2 separate regions of the Homo sapiens genome follow, and region 1 is linked to region 2. A link is an interaction called in ENCODE POLR2A ChIA-PET data of the cell type or tissue named here. Cell type or tissue: OCI-LY7. All regions are shown on one strand. Each heading gives the region's core, and the rest is flanking DNA. Links, peaks and the distances in the headings are about the cores only.

What was found. Peaks named below come from ENCODE experiments on the same cell type or tissue, not always from the same donor. Only the 100,000 strongest peaks of a DNase experiment are listed, where the experiment ranks them.
Region 1: POLR2A ChIA-PET joins it to region 2 with 6 read pairs; 3 of 35 experiments call an interaction of 5 or more read pairs at or near these places.

Annotation. Positions count from the first base shown.
Region 1 is chr12:8,574,992-8,580,253 of GRCh38, forward strand. No RefSeq gene overlaps it. Among named protein-coding and RNA genes, the nearest start is that of AICDA, 35 kb to the right of the region's middle. In OCI-LY7, for the core only: a CTCF peak has its summit at 3,136; DNase peaks (open chromatin) are centred at 3,010, 3,340 and 4,570; H3K4me3 peaks cover 1,514 bases; H3K27ac peaks cover 2,838 bases.
Region 2 is chr12:8,642,114-8,647,608 of GRCh38, forward strand. It overlaps MFAP5 (microfibril associated protein 5), which reads right to left. Exons shown (of 10, transcript NM_003480.4): 10 at 3,830-5,495. Among named protein-coding and RNA genes, the nearest start is that of MFAP5, 18 kb to the right of the region's middle. RefSeq lists enhancers at 2,606-3,128, 2,770-2,829. In OCI-LY7, for the core only: no CTCF peak of the experiment used is centred there; DNase peaks (open chromatin) are centred at 2,438 and 2,968; H3K4me3 peaks cover 2,514 bases; H3K27ac peaks cover 3,829 bases.

The DNA of each region.
Region 1 (5,262 bases), core at 263-5,262, 67 kb before region 2:
AGGATTACAGGAGTGAGCCTATAGTGGTTATAATTTTATAGTCTCTGATCTGTTGTTTGACTGTCTCTAGTGCTCAGCTGCTCAGGTGCAGGCATGGAGAATACTGATGGTTAGGGCTAACCAGGTTTAGAATTTTGGCAGGTGGAATCAATGCAAAGACTGACAGGAAAGCAGCTTCGGGTAGGAAGGAGTCTCTGAGCTGGATAAGAAGGAAAATGGAGAAAGGTGGGCTGGGAAAAGCCAGAAAGGTAATGAAGCAGCCATCTTGATAAGGTCATCAAATAAGTGGAGTGTGTGTGCTTAAACAAACAAGCTAAAGAATAGTATGTTATTAGAGGCTGGTCATGGTGTCTCACAACAGTAATCCCAACATTTTGGGAGGTTGAGGCGGGCAGATTACGAGGTCAGGAGTTCAAGACCATCCTGGCTAACATGGTGAAACTCCGTCTCTACTAAAAATACAAAACATTAGCCGGGCACAATGGCACACACCTGTAATCCCAGCTACTCGGGCGGCTGAGGCAGGAGAATCACTTGAACCCAGGAAGTGGAGGTTGCAGTGAGCCAAGATCATGCCACTGCACTCCAGCCTGGGAAACAGAGCAAGACTCCGTCTCAAAAAAAAAAAAAAGTATGTTATTGTCAGACACAGGATGGATTAACTATTTTGAAAGCAAAGTAGTTACAATTGGTAACAATGCAAGTGTGTGACCAACGGAGTCCCAGCTGAGGTAGAGGAGAAACACAGAAATGAGGAGGCCAAGTAACTAAAAGGTAAGCCCCATCATTGGTCTTCTGTTACAGAATTTTTTTTGTGTTCCACATGTTTCTTCTATCAGATTAACTTTAGAATAATTTTGTGGGGTTCCTAAGATCTATTAGAATTTTCAAACTGTCACTAATGGAACTTTAAAAACCAGATAAAAAAGATCATCTTCCTTCTATTCTCCAGGTATGTGGTACTCACATGTGTCCTTTTCTATTGTTTTGTTTTGTTGTTTTTTTGAGAGAGTCTTGCTGTTGCCCAGGCTGGAGTGCAGTGGTGTGATCACAGTTCACTGTGGCCTCGACCTCCTGGGCTCAAGTGATCCTCCCCCCTCAGCCTCCTGAGTAGCTAGGACCACAGGAATGTACTACCAAACCCAGCTAGTTAAAAAAAATTTTTTTTTTAGAGACAGGGTCTCCCCCATGTTGTCCAGAATGTTCTTGAACTCCTGGGCTCAAGCAATCCGCCTGCCTCAGCCTCCCAAAGTGCTGGGATTACAGGGGTGAGCCACTGTGCCTGGCACATGTGTTCTTTTCTTCTCTGCCAAGTTTCTCAAAAATAATAGTGTAATACTCTTTAGTCTGTGTCCTTATCTTCTGCTCCTCACTCCTTTGGAAACCCTTTGCTAAGGACACTCATGGGTTCTTTTCTATCATTATCTTCCTTTACCTATTTGTAGCATCCACGTGTTTGACCACACTATTCTTTTCTTTTTTATTTTATTTTATTTTATTTTATTTTTTGAGATGGAGTTTCACTCTTGTCACCCAGGCTGGAGTGCAATGGCGTGATCTCAGCTCACTGCAACCTCCGCCTTCTAGGTTCAAAAGATTCTCCTGCCTCAGCCTCCCAAGTAGCTGGGATTACAGGCATGCACCACTATTCCCTGCTAATTTTGTATTTTTAATAGAGACGGGGTTTCACTATGTTGGCCAGGCTGGTCTTGAATTCCTAACCTCAGGTGATCCGCCTGCCTTACCTCCCAAAGTGCTGGGATTACAGACATGAGCCACCACGCCTGGCCCACATTATTCTTAAAACTCCTTGACATGCATAACATATATTGTCCTCTATCTTGTCTTCTTATTTTTCTTCTCTAGGCTTCTTTTACTCTGTCCAGCCCTAAATAGAGATGTTTTACAAGGTTATCCTCTGTTAATCATTCATTCATTCAATAGATTGAGTAAAAACAGTCTTTTCTAGGAACTGAGAATATGGAAGGGAAAAAAACACTATCTTTGCTTTCTTGGTGCTTAAATATTAGTTTACTCATAAATACACTTCCCAGGAGAGTTCATTTATTTTCACAGCTTCAACCTATAATCAGGAGTAATAGTCATAATTTATTTAACAACTGATATCATCCAAGCACCAACTAAATCAGAACAGGGTATCAACCAAATAGACAACGTCACACTCTGTTGTACTGGCTGAATATCAGCCCACCCTATAAAACATCAATATTATGATAATATGATGACATCTTTGAGTGCAGATGGGAGCCACAGGGCCGCTCAAATTCTAGCTCTGTGGCATCCTGCTTGTGTGACCTTGGGCAGTTACTTCACCTGTCTGTGTACCAGTTGTCTTCCTCTACAAAATGAGCATAATAAAGTCATCATCAGGGTTGTTATGAAAATTGAATGAGATAATACATGTGAAGCATTTAGAACTGCTTGGCATATTATAAGTATTCAATAAATGATCGCTGTTATTATTTATTATTCCAGAGCTATGTCTCTAATCCTATCTTTTTCTTCCTGAGCAGCAAAGTTATAGATTGTTTATTCCGCCAAATATACCCTAAGTGCTTATTCCTACAAGGAACTCTCAGTATAATTAGTGGAGGTAGACTTCTAAACAAACAGGAACAATAAATTTTATATATACTTGATTATATGTACTGAGTCAGATGGTAGAAATAATAAAAACAGAAAACACATATAGGGTCCTCACCATGTGCCAGGTACTAAGTGTTCATATGTGTGAACTCATATGATCTTAACAGCTGCCGCACCAAGCAAGTACTATTATTATCCTCACTTTATAGATCAGAAAACCGAGGCACAGAAGGTTCGAGTGACTTGACCAAGGGAATATAGCTACTAAGTTTTAAGCCACTCTGCCTCCAGAGCTTACGTTTCTTGTCACACCACTGTACCGTCTCACCAAAGAGGAAGCAGTCTTTTGTGACAAAAGGAGCATTTCTTACAACTTTCTTTACATATCACATCTATTTTTTTTCAGATTTTACAATTCAAAATATCCCCTGGAGGAAACAAGCTGTGGACTCCTATTCTGCCAGTTAATGTAAAGCAATGCATCCTTTCTATACTTGGAATCGACACCCTAGTGGTGACTTGTTTTCTGATTTACTATTTTTAAACATCTGATCCTCCATCATGAAAGATATATTTCTCACTTTAAATTATAAAACAAATTTTCTGGAACAGAATAAGCTCTTTGAGCTTGAACAATCCTCCCTCCTTGCCTAATTACTAAAGAGCAAACAAATACAATAGAAGCCAGAGACAGATGAACTGGAGTCATTTCCTGAATACCTACCTCGTCCCCAGGACTCAGGGCAAGTGAACACACAGATGTACACATCTGTGTACAGACTTGGATGCTGGACTTTAATCTGCCTGTAGAAAGTCTACACTTCCTACAGACTATAATAAGAAGGGTGCTACTTCTGTGTCCAGTGTCAAGGATAATCACTTAGATTTACTGAGACCCTGTACTTGCTGAGAACTGGCATCTTCTGAAACTGGCCAAAGCAGTGTTTCTCAAATTTAGGTTCTTAAATTCTCAGCGTACACTACAACCTTTCATACACTCGTTCATCTGGAATCACTGTTTCATAACCGATAGTTGCCAATGTTCAGGGAAGCCTGAATGAGAGCGCTGGCACGGGGTCAAAGAAAGATTCGTGGTAGCTTCATAAAATTAAAACTATGGGACAGGCCAGGTGCAGTGGCTCACGCCTGTAATCCCAGCACTTCGGGAGGCCGAGATGGGTGGATCACGAGGTCAGGAGATCGAGACCATCATGGTTAACACAGTGAAACCCCGTCTCTACTAAAAATACAAAAAAATTAGCCGGGTGTGGTGGCCAGCGCCTGTAGTCCCAGCTACTCGGGAAGCTAAGGCAGGAGAATGGCCGTGAACCTGGGAGGCGGAGCTTGCAGTGAGCCGAGATCGGGCCACTGAACTCCAGCCTGGGTGACAGAGCGAGACTCCGTCTCAAAAAAAAAAAAAAAAAAAAAAAAAAAACAACTATGGAACAACTGAGGCATCCTGGAATGTAAGATGGAATTTTAAGCTCAGGTTTCTATTGCTGTATAAGTTACTGCCATATTTATTATGTGGTACATATTTATGAAATCTCATCTTTGTGTGAATCAGTGTGACACATCTTACTAGAAATAGTCACTGAAACCTTCTTAGGAAAAAATAAGTGTGGTGGTTTGTAATACAAGTAGATGATCACCACAGGTTCCTTCTAATTTTATTATTTTATCATTGATTTTTTTCCCCTAAGACTGGTTCAACTTCATAGATCTTTGTTAATGTCTTTGCAAACTTCCGTAATTCACAGATTTCAATGTACTCTATCTCTTTTGGCTTAATTTCGTATCCAGATCTCATCTATGATAAAGGATACATGAAGCCTCTGCAGGATTTCAATTAGAAGGAAAAAGAAACCAAATTTCATGGACCATGACAACTTTAAAACCCTAGGGGCAGATTTGATGTTATTAGCAATCAAAGGTGGTTACTTCTGCTGTGCAGATTTCATGGTCCAAAGATTACAACAGCTTGCTATGCATCAAGCTAGCCAGTCTTTGTGCCTATCTCCCTGATGACATGTGACTTCAGACAAGTTCCCAAGGTGGCCCCCTCACTACAGTCAACACCTCCTGATCCTGGTAATCACACCTTCCCCCAGGCTTCTCAAGCAAAGGAATGGGACAGCTCCTGAGCTGTTGCTAGCCCCAGGACACTTCACTCTTTCTTTTTGGCTCCTTTAAGCTTCACTTTTGCAAACATTGTTTTATTAAACACCTCTCAAGTTTCCTAGGTAAAGTGTGCCATCTGTTCCTGCCAGGATTCTGTTTTTATGAAATCAATAGGAGATACATCCTTACTTTCCCCAGATTTTGTAGGTATTGGTAACACTTGGTGATTGTCTTTATGGGCCAGGATGTGGATGCATGAGTTACTATAGTTTACAGAACTAGCAATAAAGCAGACATGAATACCTAAATAGACTAGAAGGTAGGCACATCTCTTGCACACTCAACTACAGTATGCAAGTACCCAGAACCTGTCTTTGGGCCACATGCCCTTCCCACTGCATCAAGTATTAGACACGGCCAAGAACTCAGAGGAAGGCCAGTACTTCAAGTATCTACTCTTTTTTTCATCTTTACTGGGGCTGGATGCTGGTTTGTGGACTAGAAGAGCCAGGAAGGGTGTATCTGAATGGAGAG
Region 2 (5,495 bases), core at 496-5,495:
CCTAATCACCTCTTAAAGACCCCACATCAATTAAAACTCAACATGAGTTTGGGAGGGGACAAACATTCAAACCATAACAATGCTGTCCTAGAGTTCCAAAGACCACATTTGGAATAATTCCACTTTTAAAAAAGTTTTACTTTTAAAAAATTGTTTTACAGACAGGATCTCACTCTGTCACCCAGGCTGTTGTACAGTGATACCATCATAGCTCACTGTAACCTCGGCCTCGTGGGCTCAAGCAATCCTCCTGCCTCAGCATACCCAGTAGCTGGGACTACAGGGGCAGCTACCATGCCTGGCTAGTATTTTAATTTTCTGTAGAGACAGTCTTGCTATGTTTCTCAGGCTAGTCTTGAACTCCTGCCTTGGTCTCCCAAAGCGTTGGGATTACAGATGTGAGCTACTGAGTCTGGCCAAAAAAAAAATTTTAATTACATTTAAATTAGGACCAGGAACAGCGGCTCATTCTTGTGATCTCAACACTTTGGGAGGCCGAGGTGGGAGAATCACTTGAGGCTGGGAGTTCAAGACTAGTCTGGGCAACATAGCCAGACCCCCATCTGTATGAGGAAAAAAAAAAGGTACATTTAAACACACTTTAAACAGTAGAGAAACTAGTATCTCTGGTATTGCACATTTTTTGCAAGTTTCCTACTCATTGGCTAGCCAGCAAGATTCATCTGTTTCGTTACAAGGGAAAGAATGGAAAAGCCAACCTACTCAAGAACAGTTTAACAGAAACCAATCAGCTTAAGTAGAAAAAAAAAAATCCTATAGTCTTATTAATTAATTAATAAGTCTTACTTAATAGTTAATAGTTAATAATACTTAATAGTTAATAGCTAATACTTAATAGTTAATAAGTCTTAATTAATAGTCTTACTAAACCTTTGAACACATAATCTTGTTAATTCACAGAACCACCCCTAAGGCAGGTATGTTGCCACCAATTTACAGCTGAGAAGCTACTTGCTTGGCATCATACCACTAGTGAGTGCCAAGTCTGGACTGGCACTGAAACAAAGACCAATTATTTGAAATTAAAATGAACAGGATAAGTGTCACTTTTTTTTTTTTTTTTTTTTTTTTTGAGACGGAGTCTCGCTCTGTCACCCAGGCTGGATGCAGTGGCGCCATCTCGGCTCACTGCAAGCTCCGCCTCCCGGGTTCACGCCGTTCTCCTGCCTCAGCCTCTCCGAGTAGCTGGGACTACAGGCGCCCGCCACCACGCCGGGCTAATTTTTTTTTAATTTTAGTAGAGACGGGGTTTCACCGTGGTCTCGATCTCCTGACCTCGTGATCCACCCGCCTCGGCCTCCCAAAGTGCTGGGATTACAAGCGTGAGCCACCGCGCCCGGCCAAGTGTCACTTTTATTGTACCTAGAACCATGTTGATTTGGGGATCTAGACATCCCATATATCAATGATGTAATAATTTTTTTTAGTTTCTACATGACAAGAGAGAAATTACTGCTACTACGTCCGGCTGATTTTTGTGTTTCTAGTAGAGATGGGGTTTCGCCATGTTGGCCAGGCTGGTTTCAAACTTCTGACCTCAGGTGATCTGCCTGCCTCACCTTCCCAAAGTGCTGGGATTACAGGTGTGAGCCACCGCGCCTGGCCTGCTTATTTGTGTTACTACTACTTCATTCCCCATTCCCCTAAAATCTCATCCATTTTCAAGAATAGATGGATTTATAGAGGTTTATACAAATGGAAGAAATGTTTCTTTGTACAATTCTCATTACCCTTCATTATAACTCCTTGTTTTTGATCATTTGGGACAGAACCACATATTAGGAAATGGTATACAGTGATGCAGTTGATACCTTAACACCCATCAATCTCTTCAATATAATACAGATTATTTTCCATAAAATGAATTTCCTTATACTTGCTCAAAACTTATCTATTCTGGTTTGGTTTGGGGTTTTTGTTTGTTTGTTTGTCTGGTGGAGGAGGGAAGACAAGGTGGATCTCCCACAAATTTATGAGATCATCTTGAATACCTATGGATTGTTACATAAATTTAACCAAACACTCCATAAAGCTACACAGTACAGATGTATAGCCAGGTAAGTACCCAGGAGAAAGGAAAAGGGAGAGGAAAGGGAAAAATACCAGAGGTAGAGAAAAGAACTGCAAGACCCAAGGGTTAGGAATAAACTAGAACCTTACTCTAAGTGATTGGACAAGTTGAAAAATAACACCAAATCATTATCAGCTATTAAAAAAAAATGAGGGTTTGAGGTAAAGTGAAGTTCGATTTGTCAACAGGAAGCTGTGGGCTCTGCACCTCTATTTATATAAACATTTGCTTTTTCCATCTTGGGTTCTGCCCAGAATTTGTCGTCTGACTGCTGCTTCTGGGTCTGCTTGACTGGTTTTTAGAGAAAAAAAGAAAGAAAGAAAGAAAGAAAGAAAACAAAACTGTGGCCACCTGTTCCTCTCCTTACCGCAGTCTTAACAAGTCACTTTCCCTGATGTTTGGTTGGTGAAAATGCTCAAAGATACAAGGGCTTCCGTTTTTATCAGAGTATTGCTTTATTAAGTAAGGCCTCCCTGAGCTGACAAAGCTACAAGGACAGTCCTGCCTCTCCTCCACTGTGCTCCTGATGTCTTTCTGTTTTACCCTAAGTTTCCAGATCCCCCAGGACCCCTTCCCCACTTCTCAAATTCCCTTTGAATTTGGAATTTGACAGTTTCCATCTTTTAGCTTCCTGGCTCCCCAACCCTGGTGTCAGCCTGTTGTCACTCTCTCATCTGGCTATCCCCTGGTCTGGTGCCATCTTTGTTCCCACTTCTTTTAGGATTGTTTTCCTTCTTCATTGTGTTACAGCTGCTTCAGTACAAAAGGAAGAGGGATCTTAGAGGTTGTTTGTGCCTTCTCACCAGGTGTAAAGTGGTTAGTTAAACATCTAACTTTGGCCACAAGTACCCTGAAGCAGAGAAGGGAGGAGCTTGTGTCTAGCAACATATACTGCTGTATATGTCATCAAAGTAAGACTCAGAAATTGGGAAACCAGCTGCGGTTTGCACTCTCTGCCATGAGTCAAAACAATACTGAGTGTGCATAGAACTGTATTTAGTGAGTAGAAGACACACTCAAATTTCCAGAATGTGTTCATTTGAGGAGAAAGTAGAATTTTCTTGAATCGTAAGCATGGAATATGGAAAAAGCCTCAGAGTAGAATCAACTCAATTAGAGAAGGGAAAATAAAAGTGAATCTTTATGAATAGGTAGATGAGGCTGCTATCTATTCAGGATACCAGGAGGGCATTCAATATCTACTGATATTTTTACCAAATTCTTTAATTCTAACATTAAAGATCCATTATTTTGGTTTAAAAAATGGCTTTTCATTGAAAGCCATTGCTTAGCAAGGTTGTCATTTGGGCTCACCAGGAAAAAAAATATATTAACACCTTAATGAGTAAAAACTTTCTTCTGAATCTTCTTTTATTTTTTGAGACGGAATTTCACTGTTGTTGCCCAGGCTGGAGTGCAGTGGCATGATCTTGGCTCATTGCAACCTCCACCTCCCTGATTCAAGCGATTCTCTTGCCTCAGCCTCCCGAGTAGCTGGGATTACAGGCACCCGCCACCATGCCTGGGTAATTTTTTTGTATCTTTCTTAGAGACAGGGTTTTATCATGTTGGCCAGGCTGGTCTCAAACTCCTGACCTCAGGTGATCCGCCCACCTCAGCCTCCAAAAGTGCTGGGATTACAGGCGTGAGCCACCACGCCCGGCTGATACACATTTTTTAAAGTGGAATAAAAGTTCATAAATTCAGGCCTTTTTCGTAAACATAGAAGAGAAAAAGAACCAGAACAAAAGACATTTTATTTTGAGAAATAAATTGGAAAAAAATATTTTAAAATGTTTAATTTGCAATATACATAATACTGGAATTGAAATGCTGTCTGATGGAAATGTTGCAATGTGGAGTAGGAGGGTCAAGTTCGTGAAGATATTCTTAAAATTAATCTTGGAAACTCTGTGCCTATGAGGTTTCTCTAAAGTGGCTAAAATATGCATTTAATATGTTGTCTAAATGAGTACATTTAATTCTAGAGACTGTAAGGAGTAGAGATTATATGCTTTGGGGCTTTTTGTAGCATTTTTTTAAAATCAGTTGTACAGATCCCATTAAACGAAATTGTTTCTTAACAGCAAGAATCTGATCATTTAACTAGTTTTCTCAGCAATATAAAAGGAATACAACCTCCACTGTCATATATAACTTGTTGTCTCCTAGCTCCTATTTGAATTCCATTGGCTTTTATAGAAAGTTATTGAGTTAGTCAGACAGAAGGATTCATGATATATAATTTGTCATTTGTTATAATGGGATTTTCTTCTATTCCATTGTGGACTGCTACCCTCACCTAGGATAAAGCAGATATGGTTGCTATGAATTAGACTGTATCTAAGCTTCAAGAAATATGAATAATGCATTTAAATCCAGAGAATCATAGAATTAAAGGAAATCTTAGAACTAAGAATATATATAATATATATATATATTTCTTAAGATGGACTTTTGCTTTTGTCACCCAGGCTGGAGTGCAATGGCGCCATCTCGGCTCACTGCAACCTCTGCCTCCCAGGTTCAATTGATTCTCCTGCCTCAGCCTCCCGAGTAGCTGGGATTACAGGCACGTGCCACCACGCCCAGCTAATTTTTGTATTTTTAGTAGAGATGGGGTTTCACCATGTTGGCCAGGCTCGTCTCAAATTTCTGACCTCAAGTGATCCACCCGCCTCAGCTTCCCAAAGTGCTCAGATTACAGGCATGAGCCACTGCGCCCAGCAGTACTAAGATAAATTTAACCTTCTCATTTTAAAGATGAGGAAATTAAACCAGGACCTAATGAAGGAAAATGGCTTATCCAAGGCTACGTGGTTACTGCTAGAGCCAGGATAAGAATGTGGGTTGTCTGAATATTGTGTTTCTTTCACTCTTTCGTATTAACTATTAGGCAAACTTTCTGTCTGCCTATTAAAATTCAAGTCTGAATGCCCTTCTTAGGCCCCAATCAGGATATCCAAAAGCCACTTGCACAATAATTCGACCGTGCACTTGTTAAGTTGTGAAGATGAACGAAGTAGCAACTCAAGGAAACGTCAACCAATGGTATGATTTCACATTAAGTTGTCTAATTTGCTTTGTGGTGGTGGGTTCATCCCGGTACTACCCATAAACGAATCAGTAAATGAGACTTAGTTTCCAACCTTACTTCCCGACTAGACAACTGCATGAAAAATTGGATAGCGAATTATGAGTCCAAGTTCTATAGCTGGCATAGTCCTCATGCTTTAGCCCCAGCCTCTGAGCTTAGCAGAAGACATTTTGGGTCCTTATATATTGCTAGTAGGATTGTATAATTCTTGACTGTGTTGCAGAATCTTACAGGACTACAAAACTTACCATGATGTGTCTTATAAGGAAGACTTGCCAGGCAAATTTTCGGGCAAGCCAGCAAAAT